2 separate regions of the Homo sapiens genome follow, and region 1 is linked to region 2. A link is a contact called in ENCODE Hi-C or POLR2A ChIA-PET data. All regions are on one chromosome and are shown on one strand. The core of a region is the stretch at or near the end of the contact, and the rest is flanking DNA. Distances in the headings are between cores, read along the strand shown. Region 1 has its middle 60 kb from the start of SLC10A2. Region 2 has its middle 94 kb from the start of SLC10A2.

Region 1 (6,045 bases), core at 2,541-5,040, 36 kb after region 2:
ATGTAAAAGCCTTTTGTTGTTTCTCATAATATCATAGAACTTTAAGCTCAAAAAGAAAAAGGGAAAGAATAACAAGGATAATTCTTGGTGAGGTGGCGGGAACACCCAGCCTGCCTGCTCAACCTTCACCCTAAATGAGATTTCTTTTTTCTTTTTAATAAAGGGTATGTACTTTCCCAGTCTTTTGACAGAAAAAAAATATGAGTGTTCCCTTGGGTACACTTTCTGTTAGGAAAGCAAATAACGGAAGGAGACCTCTGATTCAAGAAAAGATTTCATAAATATTTCCCAGAAAGACCTGCCTTACTGAGAAGACAGAACAAAAATGGGAAATTCTGAAGTGAAGGCAAACATTGTCTGCTGAGTGTTCTTGCAGAAACATCTGTCTCAGCTCAGCCTATGTTTGGCAGTTCTTTTCTGTCCTGCAGAATGGAGATCCCTAAATACCGCTTGGGATAGTTGAGAGTGAGAGGCTTTTCCATGCTTCTTTTCTATCATCCCTAGGATCTAAATCCTGCCTGATAAGCACATTTTATTTTCAGTCAACAATTATTTATTGAGCAACTACTGTGTTCCAGCTTAGTGCATTTGTGAATTTCTAAGGCCAGGCTTTTTTCTCATTATGGTTTATGGGCAGATATAAAGTGAATGTGGAAATAGTGCAGATGTTTAAAACTGAATTACCAAACCTGAGATAAGAGGGTTGTTAAGTATCAAATGGACACTTTGTTCAACAGCCTGCCAAAATCCTTGGGGTGAAGAATATGAATAGACCTAAGTGCTGATATACACTGAAGAAAGAACATTGTATCAAATGTAGCCAAAACAGTTGATCATGGAGTAGACTTCATATTTTCCAAAGGACTCAGTTATTAATATATAGTGGTCAACATTTCTCTAGTACCGTGGTTGATATTTTCTAAGGCATCTATTATAAGGTGTGTAAATTTCCTGTAGGGTCATGAGCCTGCTATAGAATTTATAGGTGGCCACGTGGAGAAAGTTTACTTCAAGACAGGTGTCAAGAACAAGTTTAAATATTGCCTAAGCACACATGTATGGATTTGTCTGTTTCTGTTCTTTAATTGTCTGAGATTCCCTGCATAAGAAGAAGTTCTAGAGCTACAGTTGCTGGATATTAAGAGGATGCAGGTGACTGGTAGCATTTCTGTGTCTTGCGAGTGTCTGAGCTTCTGTGAGGGACATTTACTTGGCTTTTTCTGCCCACTGTGAACTGGTCTCAGAAGATCTTGGGTCTGAAGGCTTCTGATTCAATGGGATTCATTCTTACTTCTCCTGCTAATACTGATTGAAGAGTGCTTGGAAGTTACCAACCTGCAGAAAGTCTTGAAGGGGCAGAAGTAGGTGAAGCATTTGGGAGTGGATGCTTGCTCTCCTTATACCTCTTTATTTATCTCTGTTCTTAGAGAGATAAGTGTATAAAATGACAGGAAGCATCATTTTCTTCACCTTTCCTTATGACACGATGTGCTAAAGGGATTCTTACTGTATGAGTCATGTTGGTCAATGATCTTTAGTCTAACAGATCATAACTTGATAAGCGGGCAAATTATTGTTCAGTTTGGACTTCGTGTTTTGGATTAATGAGCATGTGTGCAAATCAATCAACTTATTTTCTTTCCAGGGAGGAATGTATAATATTAAATGCCTATGGGATGAAATGTGTGGGAAGCAACATAAGTGATGGAGTAAAAATCTATGGGCCCCAAATAGCAACACTTCTCTCTCTGTGCCCCTGGTCTGCCCTTCCCAGGCCAGGGCCTTCTGACAATGATAAGAAAGGGATAAGATGGTCTTGTCAGTGGCAAGCAGCCAAAATAAAAGCGAACTGAGTGATGAGAAAGACCAGGGCCAGCAACTGCTTTGCAGCAATAACCTCATGCAATTAAAGGCCTTCATAGAAATTTCAGTTTTAAAGTCCATTCCTGTATTCCAGTACTTCTGTAACCTGCAGAAAAATGACACATGCTTCTATAAAAAGAGAAAGATGGGTGTGGTAGGAAAATCCTGACAGAGGAATCAGAAAATCTGGGTTTTAATCCCACTTTTGTTATTTATTGTGTATTATTAGAGAAGTCACATCACCTCCATGAGCTCCAGTATTTTTCTCTGTAATATGAAGATAACATCCATTTACAGAACTTTTGTAAGCATTAAATATGTGTGCACTGCTTTGTAAAATAGAATGTCCTCAAAATCTTAAACATTCTATGTTCAATAACAATAATAATAGTAAAACCTGATTAAGAGCATCTTTGAGGCAGATATGGTCTTACTGAGCATGCAGATTAAGGAATCTCCATGTTCTCTTAGGCTGCCAATTTGTTTAGACCAAACATAAACACCAACACTCACTTCTTGAGAAGTTTAATCTCAACCTATCAGCCGTGTGAAAACCTCAGTTGAATATTGATATCATACTAGCTGTGTACACTTAACACGAGAACAGGGTTTTAAGGCAGTCATAGTATGACCACAAATATTCATCTTGATCAAGACCAGACAAAAGATATATTTGAAAACCAGTACAAATAAGATATATGAATTAAGAAAGATCCCCAATTTAGTTCATATGTCCAAAATAATGTCAAGAAACCATTGTGTGAAACCAAGTCCCAGAACTGCTCATATGTGCGTGTCATTCCAAGGCAAGAGCTCAGTTTGGACAAATCCCCAGATGGTTGGCATCATCTTCAATTTAGTTAAATTGCAGGATATATTGTTTCCAACAATTGGATTTCATGACCTCAATCTTGACGCAGTATAACTAAAATACAAGGAACGTTTTCAACATCATTAGATGCCCCAACCATATTTTGTACTTATAAGAACCACATTGGCCCCCTCAGCTACTGGCTGGGATTCATCTTTTATTGGAAATTATACTAAAAATAAAATAAATAAGGAAAGTTTCATTTTTTTCCCCCATGTGTGCTAGGTTGTGGCACATGTACTATGGTGATCCGATAGATTTCAGGGTCAGTGTAAGAATATATTTTTACATCCCTGGATTCAGTTTGGATAACCCTGGTAAAAAAAAAACTAGATACCCAAAAACTGAGATTAATCCTTTAAAAAATGTCAGTGTGTCTCCTACTTCAAGCATCATTTATCACCACTTTTTTAAAAATCTTTTCTACTCCCATAGTACCATCTATTAATAAGAACATGCCATGGTCTTAGAAGGAGGTTAAAATCAAATATTTTGCATTTGACATAAGACGCCCAGCTAAATAATAACTTTCCTCTTTTAACACATGGAGTTAATTTTGCGTCTCCTTGAGAGAAAGTTTGTTTTTCTTAGCTAGGCTTCTCTGTTTGGCCTTAGCATTTCTGTCACCAGCAGCCCCCTTCCCACCACCACTATTAAGCAGAAACTCCAGCCATGGCATTCAACAAAGAAGTGGCAAGCCTCCAAGAAATATATTTCCCACAAACACACAGCTGAGAACATTACAAACTGGGTAGGTCTGGTTTATGTTTGGTTCACCTCCGAATGTCTCAAGTAAAACTCAGTTGAATGGACCAGTGGCAATTGAGAAAAATCACTCGCGAACTCTGGGTTTACTGTTCCGACATGCCCCACGTGAGCTTTTGTCTTAGGTGATGCCTTATGGTTTGCTGACAGAGGACATCAAAGAATGGGGACCAGGCTGAGGACAATTTGCACCATCTTTAATCATCTGGCGAAAGCTCAAGAGGATTTGTTCAGATTCAGTGAAGTAAAAATCCTCCACTTCAGCACCTCGTTCAGACGATATGAGAACCAGATGGGTCTGTACACGCAGCCTGATTGCTACTGTCTGATGTAGACTATTGGAATTGTGTACATCTGTGCCATGGCATCAGGGAATGCCACAGCCCTTGCTTTTGCTTGGTAGACCACACTAGACCTTTTCTAATTAATGGAAGAACGAAAACATTCGTTCAAAAGGCACCTTGTCCTAGTCATTTGTAAATTCATTAGTTAATGAAACATTACATCAGGTTAGGACTTTACAGTTTACAAAGTACTTTCATTTCCTCATTTAATCCTTAAAATAACCTTGTGAAATACACAGGACTGTTGAAAGAGGCTGTGCAGTAGAGGAGAAAATCCAGTGTGCTACCATTTCTGCCTTTAAACGTTTGGTGTTAACTTATATACAGTCTAACGTTGAATTATAGCAAATTACAAAATATGTATGTGCCCCTGGACCATGTTTCCTCCTAAGGGGATTATCCTTCTCCACACATAATTTATGGGGCACTGATTGTCAGACCTTTCCATTGGCGTACTCATAACTGTACAGAAGAATGACTTTGTTTCGAGTGGGTGAAGGGTGAATATTTGGAAGAAAAGTTTGAATAGCAGGTTAAAATGCCATGTTGAGAAGTCACATTTAAAAAAAAACTTAAAATACCTCATCCATTTTGAAAAATATCTACATGCTTACTTTTGTTACCCAATTTTAGGCAAAACTGGCACACTAGAAAGAGAAGCCACATCTATATGCAATGCGTATCCCAGAAACTTCGATTATTTCATAATTGCTCAAACAAAAATATTTCCTTTATTCTTTTATATACCCTACAGATGTCCAGTGCTAATAATATTAGAGTAATATTGGGATAGATTTTTCCTCAGGTTGTTTGGCCCAGTGTTTTTAGTTAAGGTGACTGTGCTGACAATATGGCTATTGAAGTTATGGTTACCAGGCATCTCTGTGGAGAAAAACTATGTCTGCATGCTCTGATAATTTAGGGGCAATTTTTGTTAGGCTTGTCTCTCAGTTCCTCACAAGCAAATATGGTAACAATCCACCTCGGTTTCCAATTCCTTAGCCTACAGAATCAAGTCCAAATTCCTCTGCAAGGAAAACAAGGATCTTCATCATCTGGCCCTGCCCCTGTGTCTCTCTTCATCTTTGGCCACTTGTACTTTTCTCTCCTTCAGCACTTAAGTCCTTGTAGTCCCTAAACACACGAGCATTTCTCCATATCTACACTTTTGTCCATTTGCACATACCATTCTCTTCAACGTGCTTTTTCCCTGCTAATGAGAATAGAAAACTACTCATCCTTCAATGTTATCTCAAGCTTGACTTCTATTAATTGCATTTTAACCTCCTGGAGTGGACTGAGGTATCTTCTTTTATGCCTCCATTACACTTGTTAATCTCGCCGTGGTACCAACCATGATATATTTTACTGCCTGTCTGTCTGTCTCCTGAGTAGGTTATAAAATATTTGAAAGCAGGAGCTAAGGAGCCATCTGTCATGGTGTCTTACACAGAGCAAGCACTCAAGCGATTGTGGAAGAAATGAAGGATGGACCACATGACTCCACAGCAGTCATTTAAAAGTGGTTCTTGTCGATGTCACCCCAAAACAGCTGTAAAGAAAGAAAATATACCTTTTCTTTTCTTTCTTCTCTTTAAGTAACAAATTCTGTCATTTCAAAAATTATAATCTTAAATATAACATTCTTAAAAAGTGATTTGGCTATACTTTTTAGGTTTGCTAGAAGAACTATTTTGATGAAATGCCATCAGCAATGTCATAGAAGAGCAAAGGACAGTAAATGGCTTTACAAAACACTAAGTTATAGCAAGTCACAATATGCTAAGTTATCCATTAAGTGGTTTAATTGATAATGAGACTTATAGGTTAAAATAGAACAGGAGGAGAGGGAGTTGTAACAACTAACGTGGTATAAATAGTACGGGGTATTTTACTCAGATTATGACTTTCCTCATTCATTGTCTCATTCATTAAGGATGTCTCATAACATTAAGGATGTTAAGGATGTTGTTAATGACAGAGTCTTCATAATAACTAGTTTTTCTCAACTTCTGAGATATATTAAGAATTCAGTGACTTGTCACAGGCTTTAATGTATGATTACAGTATCACAACCAAGAAAGCAGGATAACATTAGGTCAGAGCTGTGGATGGAGGGCAGGAGCCTGAGTCTATGACTACTCTCTGAAGTTATTTATGTTAGAGGATGTTTCAGCTCTTATTACGTGAAGCTCCATAGTT
Region 2 (6,627 bases), core at 368-2,867:
TCACGTTGCTCTGTTTTCCTATGGATTTTTGCTAGGCTACGTGTGCTATTTCAGTATTGTTTGTGTTGTTACTCCATTTATTGCATTCTAACTGTGACTGAATAAACCAGGTAATAGCAAGGGGGTACATTAGAAGAAAAAAAATGAAAGTTTAAAGGTTCTTAAAAATGCCAAAGCCTTTATTCCATTGTATGTGGATTTTATTTGGCTACTTCAACATTGAAAAGTATTTTGAACAAAAGCGCAAGCACAAAAGAGCACATAATGTTTTCTGCACATGGTGCAATGCTTAAGAGTCTAGGTTTTGGAGCTAGACAGATGGATTCTGAGTTTTGTCTCCTCTTTGCTATGTGACCTTGTCAGATTACTTACTGTCTTCCAGCTCAGTTTATCTTCTGTAAAGTGGGTGTGATGATGATACTGGAGTCTCTTAAGATTTTACTAAAGATTAAATGAGATAATACATGTAAAGTGTCTAGCTTTTGGCCTGGTACTTACAAAATCATACAACTCACAATTAAATTTCATTTTTGCATTGTTGGTAATGTTTACATTTCATAAATAGCACCTGCTGTGATAGCACTATGGATTTTTTTGAGTACTTACAAAAGCAGGATCTAAATGAAAAGTTAGCGATAATGCAGATAAAGGATGAAATTTAAAAATGTATACTATGTATTCAAATGATGATTCAAACAAGGAAGATAGAGAGCGAAAATATAATGCTTATAATGCAATGCTGTGGGAAGCCATGGGTGGTTCAATAGATTTAAAATTTGTGCCAATGTTCAAAATGTAAAAGTGAGAGGTTGAGAAGGCTAGTGCAGTCATAAAAGCCATAAAAATTATCCTAAAATGTTATGAATAATTATAAGGAGAACCTGGTATGGCACATAGCAACTTTTTGTTGTGAATTAAATTGGGCTCTTTTAGGGAATGATGTCAAAAAGGGGCAGACAATAAACAGTATTAAAGACCACATAAGCTAGTCATGCATTACTTTTCCCAAAGCGTTCAGTGTTAGTTAAAGCTAATACTGGCACTGGTTTATCATTTAGAACATCCATGTGTACTCGAAGGCCTTGGCAAGCTTGCAAATGTGTATATGTTTGAGCCAAACGTGCTTTGAAAGACACTGGGAGCAGCATGGGTGAAAAAAAGTGAGTAGATCTGGGCCTCTGTGAGGAAACCGAGGACTAGACCATGCTTTTATCTTTTGAGATCTTTGGCAATAGAATAACCATCAGTCCTAATTGCTTAGTGTTGCCTGACGCTCTCTTTCCATTATGTGAATTTATATTTTTATCTTCTTGACTTTCAGTTGCTGATAGGTTCTCCGTGATTGACTTATTACATTCCTGTTTGGCCTACATTTACTTGGAGTACACCTGTATCATTTTGAGAGAGACCTTCTTAGTCTTGCTAAATTGAAAGCTTCATTTATTTACTTTTTTATTTTTGTCTAGAGTTGGACTGGCAAGGCCTCTGAAGTTGTGAGTTGACTTCGCCTAGGCTGCTTGTTCTTCAGTCTCAGAACATCCTTAGCCACAGGTCATCTTTAAGAGCAATTTACTTATTTCATCTTGGTGAGAAAGAGCACTTAACATGAGATGGACCCACTTGACACATAGGTGAAATATTGCGTAGCAGATCTCTAGAGCTTATACTTGCTGAGCAGCAGGTGTTCACCTTTGTAACTGTGGGAACTTTACACTTGTGGAACAGTAACTCTCTGTTTCCCTTTCTTGTAGTTTCTGGCAACTGCCATTTTACTTTCTGTTTCTATGAGTTTGACTATTTCAGATCCCCCACATAAGTGGAATCACTCAATATTCATCCTTCTATTGCCACAGAAAAACTTGCATCAACTGATGCTGACTTGGATAACCTGGGATTTTTTTTTTTTTTTTTTTTTTTTTTTTTTTGGTACTGAGTGCAATGGCTGGACTCAGTACCAAATGGCTGGAGTGCAATGGCGCAATCTCGGGTCATTGCAACTTCCGCCTCCCAGCTTCAAGTGATTCTGCTACCTCAGCCTCCCGAGTAGCTGGGATTACAGGCGCCCACCACCCCCAGCTAGTTTTTGTATTTTTAGTAGAGAAAGGGTTTCATCATGTTGGCCAGGCTGGTCTCGATCTCCTGACCTCAGGTGATCCACCCGCCTCGGCCTCCCAAAGTGCTAGGATTACAGGCATGAGCCACTGCGCCTGGCCGGATCACCTGGGATTTTAATCTTTCAGCCTAGCACAGTGCCTGGATTGCAGGAGGCATTCAACATATACTCTTTGAGAGAGGTCTTATTTAGAGTCACTGAATTAAAAGATTTATTTTGCCTGGGTGTGGTGGCTCACATCTGTAATCCCAGCACTTTGGGAGGCTGAGGCAGGCGGATCACCCAAGGTCAGGAGTTTGAGACCAGCCTGGCCAACATGGTGAAATCGTCTCCACTAAAAACACAAAAATTAGCTGGGCATGGTGGTGGGCGCCTGTAATCCCAGCTTCTCAGGAGGCTGAAGCAGGAGAATCGCTTGAACCCTGGAGTGGGAGGTTGCAGTGAGTGAAGATTACGCCACTACCCTCCAGCCTGGGAGACAGAGCGAGACTCCATCTCAAAATAAATAAATAAATAAAAGCTTTATTTATTTACTTTTTGCCAAATAATAAATTTTTGTATGCTTTGGATGCATGGAAGAAAATGATTGTGGCCAAATATACATGTTTACCATAAAATCAATTTATTGCTAAGTACTAAAGAGTAAAAAAATTACAGATGCGACAGTAATAACAGCAACATTTATCCATTGAGCCTTTCTTGCCTGCCAGCCCTGGTGCTAAGCTTCACGTTCATTTAATCCTCACAACAATCCTGGAAGGTATGTATTAGAATCTCCATTTGTAGATGAGTAGCAGTATTTTAAAGTTTGGAGAATAGCCCGGAAGGTCACAGTATTGTTGGAACTGAGCTCATGCATTGGAGATTATGGAATGATTTGATCAGTGTTACTCTGCTTCCTTCGTTGTCTCCAAGCTCTGATGGAAAAAGTTGCAGACCATCTTAGTCACTACCTGGGCAAGCTTTTCTTTTTTTTCTTTTTGTTGTTTTATTTCAATAGCTTTTGGGGTCCGTGTGTTTTTTTGTTATATGGATGAATTATATAACGGTGAAATCTGAGATTTTAGTGCACTCATCACTTGAGTAGTGTACATTGTACCTAATGTGTAGTTTTTATCCCTAGCCCTCCTCCCATCCTCTCCTTTCTGAGTCTCTAAAGTCCATAATATCACTCTGTTTGTCTCTGCATACTCATAGCTTAGCTCCCACTTGTGAGAGCTAAGTGAGAACATATGGTTTTGGTTTTCCATTCCTGTGTTACTTCACTTAGAATAATGGCCTCCAGCTCCATCTGAGTTGCTGCAAAAGACATTATTTCATTCCTTTTAAAGGCTGAGTAGTATTCTGTGGTGTGTATATACCACATTTTCTTTATACACTCATTAGTCGATGGGCATTTAGGTTGGTTCCACATTTTTGGGTAAGCTTTTCTTTCATAACATACATCTATTTGGTCATTTACTTTTAGTTTTGCCATTCAGGGTGACAGAGATATTTTAGATGCTCTGATTATGTTAAAGAATAAACCCCAAGAAAGGTGTTTATTGAAATGCAGTTAGTTTATCCAGACATATTCCTGGTTCTTAAGCATGTTTCCTTGTTCAAGTTCAACCGTTTCAGTTTGGTTTCCTGCTAAACTTGGAGGAATCAACTATTCTCTTAGAGTAAGGATTTTGCTTCTTGTCTCTGAAATGATGGACTTGAGTGCCCTGTGAGACATAAATTGCCAACATGCATCCTGGCGTCCTGGAGTGAGGTTTAGAGGGGAGTGGTAAGACTGTCCTAGAGTAGTTTCAGTGGAAATGTCTTTCTCTCTCCTCCACCCTCTCGCTATCGTGTTTTCTCTCTCTCTGCATTGTATGTTGAGGAGCACCAATCCCATTAGTAATAAAAATCAATTGCACTGAAAACAGCTGTGGTCAGAATAACTCGAAGGAACCATTCTTCAAAACCCACCGCTGCATGTCAAACCCCAGACTTCACAAACAGGGCAGTAGTTTGATCTTAAATTATTTGAATTTACCTTATATTCTTTGGCTGTAAATAAATAAAAAGCCCCTTTCTTCCTAAATTTAAATCAGAACTGTTACTGAGTTAATTTAAGAAATTTGCTCAAGCTAATTTGCAGTCATTAATTTCATGCAGATTTTTAGTGCTTTGTAAAAACTGCCCATGAAGAAAATCCACAGACAGATATTCTGGGTAAGTGCAGAGACATTAGGTTTCAAACAGCGGGCATGGGCATAGGCACACCTTTTAATTACACTGAACTTATGATGGGTCAACATTTCAAGGTTGATCTGAATCGTGCGTTACCTTGAGCACTGTCATCACACTCAGGGCAATCACTGACCTTGAAGGAAAACAGTTAATAATGAATAGCAACTCAGCAATTGGTCATGTCACAAGATAACTGGGAGAGAGAGGGAGGAGAAAGAGAGAGAGAGAGAGAGACGGAGAGACAGAGAGACAGAGAGAGAGAGAGAGTTAAAAACATGAAGCTAATGATTCCTTGGGCTTTGTGTTCTTTTTCCAAGATACAGTGAACATGCACTCAGCCATCCATCCATATTTTCTTTCCAACTTCCCTCCAGCTGTATTTAGGAACCCTGTGTCTGGCTGTGTCTTTTGTTTTGTGACCTAAACTGGCTTGTATGGGAATAAAACTTGCCAGCCTTCTTCCTTGTGCATGTTAGAGAATGAGTATTGGTTGAATGGATTTTACCCTCATCTCGTTAGGATTATGCTCCAAGAAGTGTGAGTTAGTTGCATCACAACTCAGAAACTCAAAACTCTTAAAAACTCATAATTTTTCCTCTTTTTCTTTTTAAAAATTCCTTAAAATAAAAACCTCTCCTTACTTTCTCTAGGATGAGGAAATCATCCTTAACATAGAAAGATAATTATTCCACATTATTATTATTTTTATATTCTTTTCCTCATCTTCTTTGTGGTGGTACCACATTTTTTTCTTAAAGCACAAAATAATTTTTTTCAGCCTCATGCTAGTACTGAGACGTACCTGTTGTTAAGACGATCGGTTACAAAGCATGTTCTTAAATAAAGTACCTGTCTTTGGAAAGCAAGCCCCCCAGTATGGACTGAGTGGGGTGAGCAACGAAGGCAAGGTGGAGGCACAGATCACCTGTGCACCTCAGGTGTGGTCTCTTCCAGGCACCCCCCACCTACTATCCCGTCTCTGTCCTTCTGTCCACTGAAAAGTGCCTGTGACAGCTCACTGAATTCCAGCCTCACCTCCCTGACAGGGCATCTGCGAACAGAGACTTGTAAGAATTCCTGCCAAGTAAGCTGCAGAATGCAAAGTGGTATATGAATATGTAATAGCAGCCATTATCAGTTGATCCCCCTGTCTTTGGAAAGAATCATTTCATTCATTGTGGAGAGAAGGAGGGGCAATTTCAAATGGCCTGAGGTAAGTGGCATTTCATATATTGCCAATCAAATTAACCTTGAACCTTTCTCTGCTACTTAGAATTCCTGTTCTTTTTCTTCTTTCTCCATCATTGAGAATTAAGATGATGTGTATAAAACCACTTTTCTCTCTGCAATACTGCACTTCATCTTCCCCTCCCTCCCCAGGGAGGAGGGAGAGGAACAGTTCTGTGCATCAATCAAACTGACTGAGACTTACAGTGGAGAAAAGTGAGACTCTGTCACCGAATGCAGGAGATACAATGGTGTCTCCGATGCAACCCAGTAATTGCTTCTCCCAAACTCCCCTTCCCTCCAGCACTGGATTCGCAAATGCAGCTTGATCTGAGTCAGGCTGCGTGAGCCTCAGATCAGAGCTGCCAAACATGCCCTTATAAAATGTTACAGGAGTGTGGATCTGAGACTCTTTCGTTTCCTGGTTCTCACACGTGGAATTTGGATCTTTGATAGAGTAGGTCTCTTTGGAGCTCCTGGCTGATTTTCTCTTTATCTGAGCAGAAAGAAAACATTGTAGAAATGTGTGTGGTAGGAGGCTGTTAAATCTGTGCATTTTGTAAATGAGTATTTAATAATCATGTACCTTTTCAATAAAATCATAGGTACACTCACATATGCACACATGCTGTGAATATATACATTTTTCTTTCGTAACTTGATCTCCCTGGATACATTAAGCAAATAAGAAATCTACCCTTTTAGACAGGCCATGTCTTACTGCTAAATAGTCATTCTGCTAGTTAGAATGACTATTTTATTTCAATTGTGCTCTCCATTTTCTAACCCCCATAATTTTATTTATGCTGTTCCCACCTGGACTGCCTGTCCCTCCCCCTCAACATTTCTGCCATGTATGTAACCTGATTCTGTAACCTCAAGACGACACAATTTTAATCCTATCCACTGTTAGGTCTTTGTCTTATACCTGCCTTAATGGAAGTGATTTCTTTCTTTTTTAAAACCTTAATACACTTCGTAGCTATTTCATGGTACTTACTACATCATATTTTGTATTATATCTATGTGGTTCTTATTTTCCCAATTCTCCGAAATGTTGTGATCTA

What was found. Hi-C counts contacts between places; a loop is a spot of excess contacts on that map. ChIA-PET counts read pairs that join two places held with the same protein, here RNA polymerase II (POLR2A). Pooled maps may share reads with other maps.
Region 1: a loop to region 2 is called in a map with no recorded cell type, with 6 times the contacts of the local background. The contact joins two enhancer-like sites. A Hi-C loop is called at or near these places in 30 of 37 single-sample maps with no recorded cell type and 6 of 50 pooled maps. POLR2A ChIA-PET finds 5 or more read pairs at or near these places in 2 of 52 experiments (GM12878 and OCI-LY7).

Annotation. Positions count from the first base shown.
Region 1 is chr13:103,003,306-103,009,350 of GRCh38, forward strand. No RefSeq gene overlaps it. Among named protein-coding and RNA genes, the nearest start is that of SLC10A2, 60 kb to the right of the region's middle. Within about 2 kb of position 3,791, at least 3 of the 41 ENCODE cell types and tissues checked have a DNase peak (open chromatin) inside an H3K27ac peak, as active enhancers do; they include GM12878 and OCI-LY7, where a contact is called at or near this core.
Region 2 is chr13:102,969,059-102,975,685 of GRCh38, forward strand. No RefSeq gene overlaps it. Among named protein-coding and RNA genes, the nearest start is that of SLC10A2, 94 kb to the right of the region's middle. RefSeq lists an enhancer at 1,646-1,845. Within about 2 kb of position 1,618, at least 3 of the 41 ENCODE cell types and tissues checked have a DNase peak (open chromatin) inside an H3K27ac peak, as active enhancers do; they include GM12878 and OCI-LY7, where a contact is called at or near this core.